Regions from separate parts of the Mus musculus genome. Here region 2 is linked to region 1. Evidence: chromatin loops called from intact Hi-C (ENCODE). Cell type or tissue: heart. All regions are shown on one strand.

Region 1 (4,000 bases):
TGTTGTGGATAGCCCTGGGGCTAATTATTATATTTGATGTTAATTCCGTTCTCCTGTGAGTGGCTGCAAACAAGGAATTAGTCAGCACTCAGGTGATTTCCTGTAAACCTGCTTCCCACCTTAATTTATAAAATAAGGAGAGCTGATGATTAAGCAGATACGGTGGAGCAGAAGGTGAGAGAGAGAAGAAGGAGAAAATGGAAGAGGGGGAGGATGCAGAGGAGAAGGAAGAAGAAAAGCAGAGCAGAAACACATGGCCTGGAGAAACCGCAAGTTCTAAGGGGTCTCATAGATGGAGAAGATGGTGGTGTAGCGGTAGATCTGCCCAATCTAGGCGCACAGCATGTATTCACATTAACTGAGTCCTGTTTTCATTGCCAGGGCATATTTTTGCTGGAGGCTTACCACAACAAGAATATATCTTAGTTATGTTGATTGAACCTTGAGTGATGCTTAGGGTCTTACGGAAACAACAGTCTCAATACTTCAGCATGCCTTTATTGTAAAGATGCTGGGTGTGGTTGATCAAAGGAGAAGTGGGAAGAAGACTCTAGTTTAATTCACAGTTCTCCTCCCCATGTTTTTGCAATGGCTATTTTGTCTTTCAAACTATAAAACATGGGCTGAAGGTAGAGTCTAGGGAAGAAACAGAGGGAGAAAGTGCTGTCTCTCAACTAGGTTATTATCTAATTCCCAGAAAACACCGTAGCTTCAAATCATGATCTCTCTAAATCTCTTAACTGCCATGCCCAGATGTAAGTCCCCAGGATACCTAAGGCTTTGCTTTGATAAGAAAAAACACTAGCCGATGCCTGGTGCTCTCATTCATTAGATATCACTCAGTGTTTGCCATAGGTAACTTACCAAACCCCGCCACACTCCACTGTAGTATAAAGAAAAATGGAAAGAAAATGAATGTATAAGTTCTGATTTAAGATCTCCATTCAACGTTTTGCCACAAATCCCCAGATTTTGCAAAACTCACTGTATAGTTTGAGTTCGTTTCTTTGGGATCACACTTATAAAATCAGCCGAAATGAAGGCCATTCAGCTCCTGGCTGTTAATAACTATCATTTGGACTGAAAGGCATCCAGCCTAAGTTCACTCCTGTAGATAGTGGTCGCCTTTCTGAAACATACTATTACATTAATTTGAGCCCATTTAGTCTGTGTGTGCAACTGTAGAGACAGAGATACAAAAGGAATCAGACCTTTGAGCAAGTTGATACAATTAAAGCAGAAAAGTTAGATTGATAGATAAATTTCATGTACTTTAGATTAAGAGCAAAAACATTAGCTAATTCTTATTCTTATTACACGAGGAAACTTCCGTCATTTTCTTCCTACAACTGATTTTAATGAACAAGTTTGGAGATTGTGAATTCAAACTGTATTTTCACTCAATCGTTAAAGTCAGAATGATGTCATAGGGCATAGATAGCAATATGCTACCTTCTCAAAGCCAAGATAGGAATTAAAGCTTTGGGACTGAGGATTTGTTTGTTTGTTTGTTTTTTGTTGGTGGTGGTTTTGTTTTATTTTGGTGTGAGTGTGTGTGTGTGTGTGTGTGTGTGTGTGTGTGTGTGTTGGTGGAGGTGGTGGTGGCATTGCTGCTGGTGGCGGTGGTGGCGGTGGCGGCGACTGCACCGGAGGCAGCGGCATCAGTTTGGTTGATTGGTTTTTGGTTTGGCAAGACAAGGTTTCTCTGTGTAGCCCTGGCTGTCCTGGAACTTGCTCTGTCAACTAGCCTAACCTCAAACAAAGATCATCCTGCCTCGTGTTGGGATTAAAAGTGTGTGCAGCCCCCGTCCCTCACGATATTGGTTTTCTTAATTGTAGCATTGCCGACGTTAAGTAAATTTGTATCGTTTCTGCCACACCTTTGTGCTCTTTCATAAAGTTGAAAAACTGGGGACAGTGATATTAGCAAGGTAGAAGAAGTCAGCATCCTCATTCCTCTTGAGAAACAGAAACCAAGGAGAACGCACATGCACTGCAGTCATTTGTGAATACAGGTAAGATGTGGCACGTTACCTAAGCCAGAAAAGCAAGAAGAGCCACATGAAATTGTTACCAAGAGAAACTACACTTTATCTTACCTTTTCCTAAAACCGGCATAGCTTAGGTCCCAGAGAGGCTTCTTGGTCACTGACTTCTCCTAGGGGCAGAGAGTGAATCTGTGACTAGGCTCTCAGCTTGTCAGTTTGTCCTTCAGTAGCTAGGTTCAGAGGCACCTCTGACCAGGTCCGAAAGGAACTGTGATTATGCAGGTGCCTAGAGCAGCAAGCAGCCAAGAACAGGAAGCGGGGATCACTATATCGCTAGCACCAACCTTTGAGGTTGGGAAAAATGTAGGGAACTGAGGCTCTCCCCTCACCCCAATGAAAGAGAAAGAGTACCACGTGTCTCCAATGTCCACTCTCCCTTTAGGATCCTGCTAAAGGAACTGACATCCTCAAACACCAGAGGGCGCAAGAGATCACTGACTCCATGAAAAGAAGACGAAGAAAATACGCTTAGGGCAGCTGGAAAGAACCTCGTTGGTCAGACTGATCAATGAGGGTCGTGTTATTAATATTCTGGGTGGGTTGGGTGCCTTTACCAGGAGTAGATGAGACGCTCTTCAAGTGCTGACAGTCTCGGGTTCCCTTCGAGCAACCACGGCCTTGAGGCTGAGGCTGCACTGGCTTTCAGCTCCAACCCCTGAAGCTAGAGGCCCGCTTGCTCCAGACCTAGAGGCTCTCAGTTTGCCAATGCATTGCTCTGAGTCTTAATCGCTAAGGGTCCCAGTGCTTGCCAGCTACTGTAACTCTTTGCAGCGAATGGCAACAGCAGACACTGGGTAGCAGGAGGCAGCAAAGGGTGGCGACTCTTAATAGAAATAGGCTCAGGTTCTGAAACCTTCGCGCCACCATCATTAAACGTCACCGCTCTTGAACAGCCAGTGACTGCTCTCGGACCTCAATGCGTGTGTCTGAGATCTTGGCAACTCTCTGCAATGCTTCCAGAGAGTGGGGCCTGCAGTTTCTCTCCCCTGGTTCTTCACCACCTTCTGTCTTTATTCATTTTTGGCTTTTATCTCTTTTGCCTTCTCTTAACTGTCACGGTTCCCTACTGTCTCTAGCGTCTTGCTCCATCCTTTCCGCCCTTCCCCTCTCACCCCTCATTACTGTCAGTGCCCAACACCACCAAGGCAGCGTCCACCATCCTGCTTCCCGTCACAAAGTCACCCCACCTGAGTGTACTCAGTTTATTACTGTCAAGATCAAAAGTCAGCAAGAAAAGGCAACGTGGGGGGGGGGGGGTACAGTTTATGCTTCTGACAGGAGCATGTCGTCCAGCTGAATTGCAAAGGAAGCTAAACAGCCATTTATAGGGGGGAAATGGTTATAGCGAGAATGTTTGGACCAAAGAGACATGCAAATGAAGAAGTAAGTTTGCACCAGTCATGACACAATCCCCTATGAAAAGGAACATGGTGTTTGCTTCCCTGGCAAGCCTTCCACCGGAATAACAAAAGAAAGGTTGCATTTCTAGCCTCACAAAAAAAAATGGCAGCAGCATTGTTCGGGTGTTCGTTAGAACTGGTAAGGCAAAAGTCTGGAATAAGCTATTTAGAGCAGCTGTGGCCAAGGTAATCCCATCTAGGGCAAGATTTAACAACAAACAACTGTGGCTGTGATAGGCCTTCCTCAACGCATCCATAGAGTGAGCAAAGCATCCGAGGGCATAAGGGAAATGTGAGGTGCTGCCTGACTCCTAATCTTGCTCATGGAAACTGCAACATGTAAGAAGGGCCTAATAGCAGTTATTGAGGAAGCCAAATCACCCAGTCGCCAACACCTTAGCTGGTTTAAAAGAATTGTACACATTAAAAATGGGTTTGTCAGAAAGACACCATTACCCGTTCCTTAGCAGTGTTTAACAATGCTTAACTCCTGCCCAGTGCTTGGGGGACAGGGGGAGGTCCCTCTAATCTATCCCCGTTTATCTATGTGCA
Region 2 (4,000 bases), 350 kb after region 1:
ATGAATTCGCATCTGCTTCTTTTTCATCTCCATTCACATATTCTGTTGACTCTTGTATGTGACTGCAGATGTGATAAAGGAAAGAATGAGACTCCACTCCTCAAAGCAATGAGGTTAATTATAGTAGCATCCACCCTCTTAGGTGCTTTCAAATTCAGCCCCGCCCAGAGGACGATCTCTTAAAAGCCTAAGTGTTGACCTGTGGTCCAGAAGTGAGGAATAGAAGCTGCCAACTGGGCTCTCACGTTAAACACAACCAGGAAAAGCATTTCTTTATTATGTTGGTCCCGTTACTGCATCTCTTCAAAGTATAATAGGTTTAAAGATTATCAAAATGTTCTGAAAACTGGCACATCTATGCTTGGCTACCTTAATGTTTGGTCAGCATCTCCAGTCTTTTTCAGGGGCTGATCATTTATCTAATTAGCTCAAGGTTGTGTTTCTTAAGTTGAAAATGTCTCTTCAATAATTTCGATGCTTAGGAAAGTCTGTGCATGCATTTGCTCAGGAGACAAGGAGCCATTTGTTCTGCAGTGTCACTAGTGGGTTTAACTTATCGTACTTAGTCCTAGCATGGAATATGTGATATTTAAACAATTCCCAGTCAAACCTTTTTCCATCTGACACTGGCGGTTTTCCACCAGCCTGCTTCTGTTTAGGAGAAATGATACTCCTTTTACTACGTTTTAAAAATGGTAGCAGTTTACATAAAAGCTTTAATGTGTAGTACACCCCTGACACATAACTTGCTAATTAATGTTGAATTGCTATAGAAACTACAGAAAATAACTAGTGCTTCCATTTTTTTAAACTTATTTATTTATTAAGTCCTCCTGTCTAGTGTTCCACTGGGTTTTGGCTCACACCCTAGGGAGAGCTGCAAGGCGCCTGCTACCATCATTTTGTAGACTTGAAAATGTGAGTCTCAGAGATTGCGTGATGGTGACATCCAAAGCCCAGTCTACTTCTTCACATCACAAGAGGCTCAGGAAGGCACTGATGGAGAAGTCTCACACTCACTGTGTTTGTGGTGATTTTGAGTATGTGCCACGTGCGGTGGCAGGCAACGTTTTCATAAAAGTTTAAACACTCCCTTAGGTAGGGAATTGCTATGGTATTACATTCAGGAATTTTGAGAACTATGATCTGTGCATCCTTCCATCTTCAAAATTACATGTTGGGTGGTATGCCATCATGTCTTGGCCCTGAGTATTTGAGAATCAATAGAGTTGTTCTTCCCCTGAGGTCTGGAGGAGATTCAGTGTCGAGGTCAAGAAGTGTTACCCAAAGGAAGGAATCTACTCTTTTGTCTTGGTGGTCAGGGAAGTTTGTGAGGAACTTGGCCTGGGATTGAGTCGTAAAGGAGCATGAGGAGTGAGAAATACATTAGGCAAATACTGCTTTGTGAGAGTAGCAATAATCCTTCCTGTGTAATCTGTGTGTCCTGTGTGTCTCCTTTTAAAACATTGCATTGTCTCATACGTTCTCATAACAGTTGAAGTGGAAGACTACTTACTGGTGATCACACAGCACAGCTCACTGTGGCAGAATGTCAATTCAGGATTCAGATCTATACAATCTGGTGTGTCCGTGTGCACGTGCGTGTGTGCGCGTGCGCAGGCAGGGAGAGGGGGGAGGGAGAGACAGACAGAGATATCTCAGTTATGATACAAATTGAAACGTTAATCTGTGAGGCAGACTAGAAAAGAGGAAAATTACCAGGACATGGGAGGGGGAAAGCCCTTCATTTAGGATCCTGATTAAAGCCTCTCCCCAGCTGAGTGTGGAGACTTCCAGCACAATTAATATCTACTATGTAGACTGCCTATGATGAAGTCAAGGATCCTGCTTTTTCTGGGGGGAGAAGAGGAGTCAGTGATGTCCCTGCAGCCACCACGGCCGTGGAGCAATACCTGTCACCAGCATGTCTGTAGTGTAAATGAAGTGTGGGAACAGCCCTAGCGCCTTGTCTCACTACATGCTGTAGTTGTACTGACGGAAGTAATTCAGATGTGCGGGAAGGCTCTTTCATTCAGAGTCCCCCGGAGAGAAGGGAGGGGAGCCGTTCTTCTCAAGCAGTATCTCTGTAGGTGTATATCTGTAGTACATATATATTTATTATGGAAACACGCCTCATGGTACCAAACGTGTTTCTTTTACAGCATCGGAAAATAACTTCTTGTTTTACAAACGTCTACTTTCTCCTCTTGCTGAGGATGCTTTGAACCACAGGTCTTGCCTCTACCTCCCACGTACTGGGATTCCAGATTTGAAAATATTCTTAGGGTAAGGATGTAATTCAGCTGGCAGAATGCTTGCCTGGCATGGCATGTCCCAAGCCTGAGTCCAGTCTTTGGCACCACATAAAACTGAATGTGGGCACATGTATGCCATCTCAGCACACAGAGTTGGAAGTAAGATCACAAGTTCAAGGCTATCCTTAGGTATACATGGAGTTCAAGGCCTGGGCTATGTAAGACCTTGCCTTGAAAACAAAGCCTTCTATCCTACTGCCTTTTAAGTTGGCCTAAGGTCAAAATCATGCATGCACAATACAATACTTGGGAGAGTTGGCTCTTTAGAATTGCATCATTAGTGTACATGTAAGTATGTGTACCACAGTGTGAGTATGGAATTCGCTCTCATGACAGCTTCTCTCCTCCCTCATCCATGTTGGTTCTGGGGATCAAACTCAGTTTGTCAAGCTTGTATTGTCTGGTGGCCTGTGCCTTTACCTGCTTAGTTATCTCTCTCGTCATCCCTCATTTGTTTATTCTAAGTAGGTTTTTTTTCTTAATATCTGTGTAGTTAGATTTTTTTCCCCACTTCTATAAAAACATTGATATTATAAATTATAGAATTGTGAGACTAATAAAACAAAAAATCTCAAGTGGACTGTGGGTTTATGGGATCTTTGTAGCATATTGGTAGGTTAGGCTTGATGGAAATGAGAGATGTTCGTCTCTTTCTGTGTGGGTGCAGGTACTGTAAGTCTGTATGTCAGTCTTTAGCGGGAGAAATAGTTTAAACGCCTAAGGGAGCAGCCAAATGGCAGCCCCCTTTACATTAATATGAAATAAAATGATTTGACAGCTAGAGGGCAAATGATGAGGTTTTAGAAATTTGTCAGGATTTATAAATGAAAAGAGTAAACTATAGGCATGTGTGAGATGTAAGGTCTAAGGTTCACTGGGTCAAGCCTTTACTAACTGATGTTGAGGGCCTTGTGTGTCTATGTGTGCTCACAAACCTTAGTGTCACTGTCCCTGTGACAGCTGTCAGGCGTCTAGGGGACACTGCCAAGCACAACTCAATCTACCATTTGGAGCTTTTGAGGCAAGGTTGGAACTTCACAGCGAAAGAGCTGAGGGTGCTGTAATGAGCAGTTATCTAGAGCCAGGCAGAGGGTGGACTGAACCCTGGAGGCAGCCCAGGGAAAACCAAAGGGGTGAAAACGTTTTCTAAAGTTTGGAGGAGTCAGAGCTGAAGAGTAGAACAGGAAGGTTTGACTTTGTACAGGAGATGCAGTTCTACCCTCAGGTCCAGATCTAGGGTCTGAAGAGGAGGGTGAGGTGAACGAGGCCTTGGGTCTCTATGTAGCTTAACACAGTTGTGATATCGTATTGACGGGGGTGATGTAAGAGTACTGATGAAGTAGGAAAGTGCACTAGAATCTCCTAATTGTGGTGTTACACAGCGATCACAGCTAGTGACTGGGGAAGAATAGGAGAACACTGGCCTGTTGTCATTGGCAAATGCTTCCTTGGGAAATGAAACATGATAATGAGCGAAACGGTGAATGTTGTCGGTCTTGAACGGGATCAAACAAGCAAACCGTGCTCCGAATAGTCCCTAAAGCACTTGGGGTGAGCCTGGGGTGGGATCCAAGGATAGGTCCATTTCCCTCGGCAGCACCATGGAGGCAGAAGCCCCATGCTGCATGGCAGCAGCGAGGTGGCTTCTGCTGGTGTTTTCAGCGTCTCATGTCCAGGTGAGCAAA

Evidence for each region. A loop is a pair of places that touch in the nucleus more often than their neighbours do. Peaks named below come from ENCODE experiments on the same cell type or tissue, not always from the same donor. Only the 100,000 strongest peaks of a DNase experiment are listed, where the experiment ranks them.
Region 2: a loop joins it to region 1, with 2.5 times the contacts of the local background. A loop is called at or near these places in 1 of 42 quality-filtered maps.

What each region holds. Positions count from the first base shown.
Region 1 is chr13:117,288,295-117,292,294 of GRCm38, reverse strand. No RefSeq gene overlaps it. Among named protein-coding and RNA genes, the nearest start is that of Emb, 70 kb to the right of the region's middle. In heart, a CTCF peak has its summit at 2,465 (motif pointing right); no DNase peak of the experiment used is centred here; H3K4me3 peaks cover 748 bases; H3K27ac peaks cover 726 bases.
Region 2 is chr13:116,942,981-116,946,980 of GRCm38, reverse strand. The region is part of intron 3 of Parp8 (poly (ADP-ribose) polymerase family, member 8); the gene reads left to right. Among named protein-coding and RNA genes, the nearest start is that of Parp8, 81 kb to the left of the region's middle. In heart, no CTCF peak of the experiment used is centred here; no DNase peak of the experiment used is centred here.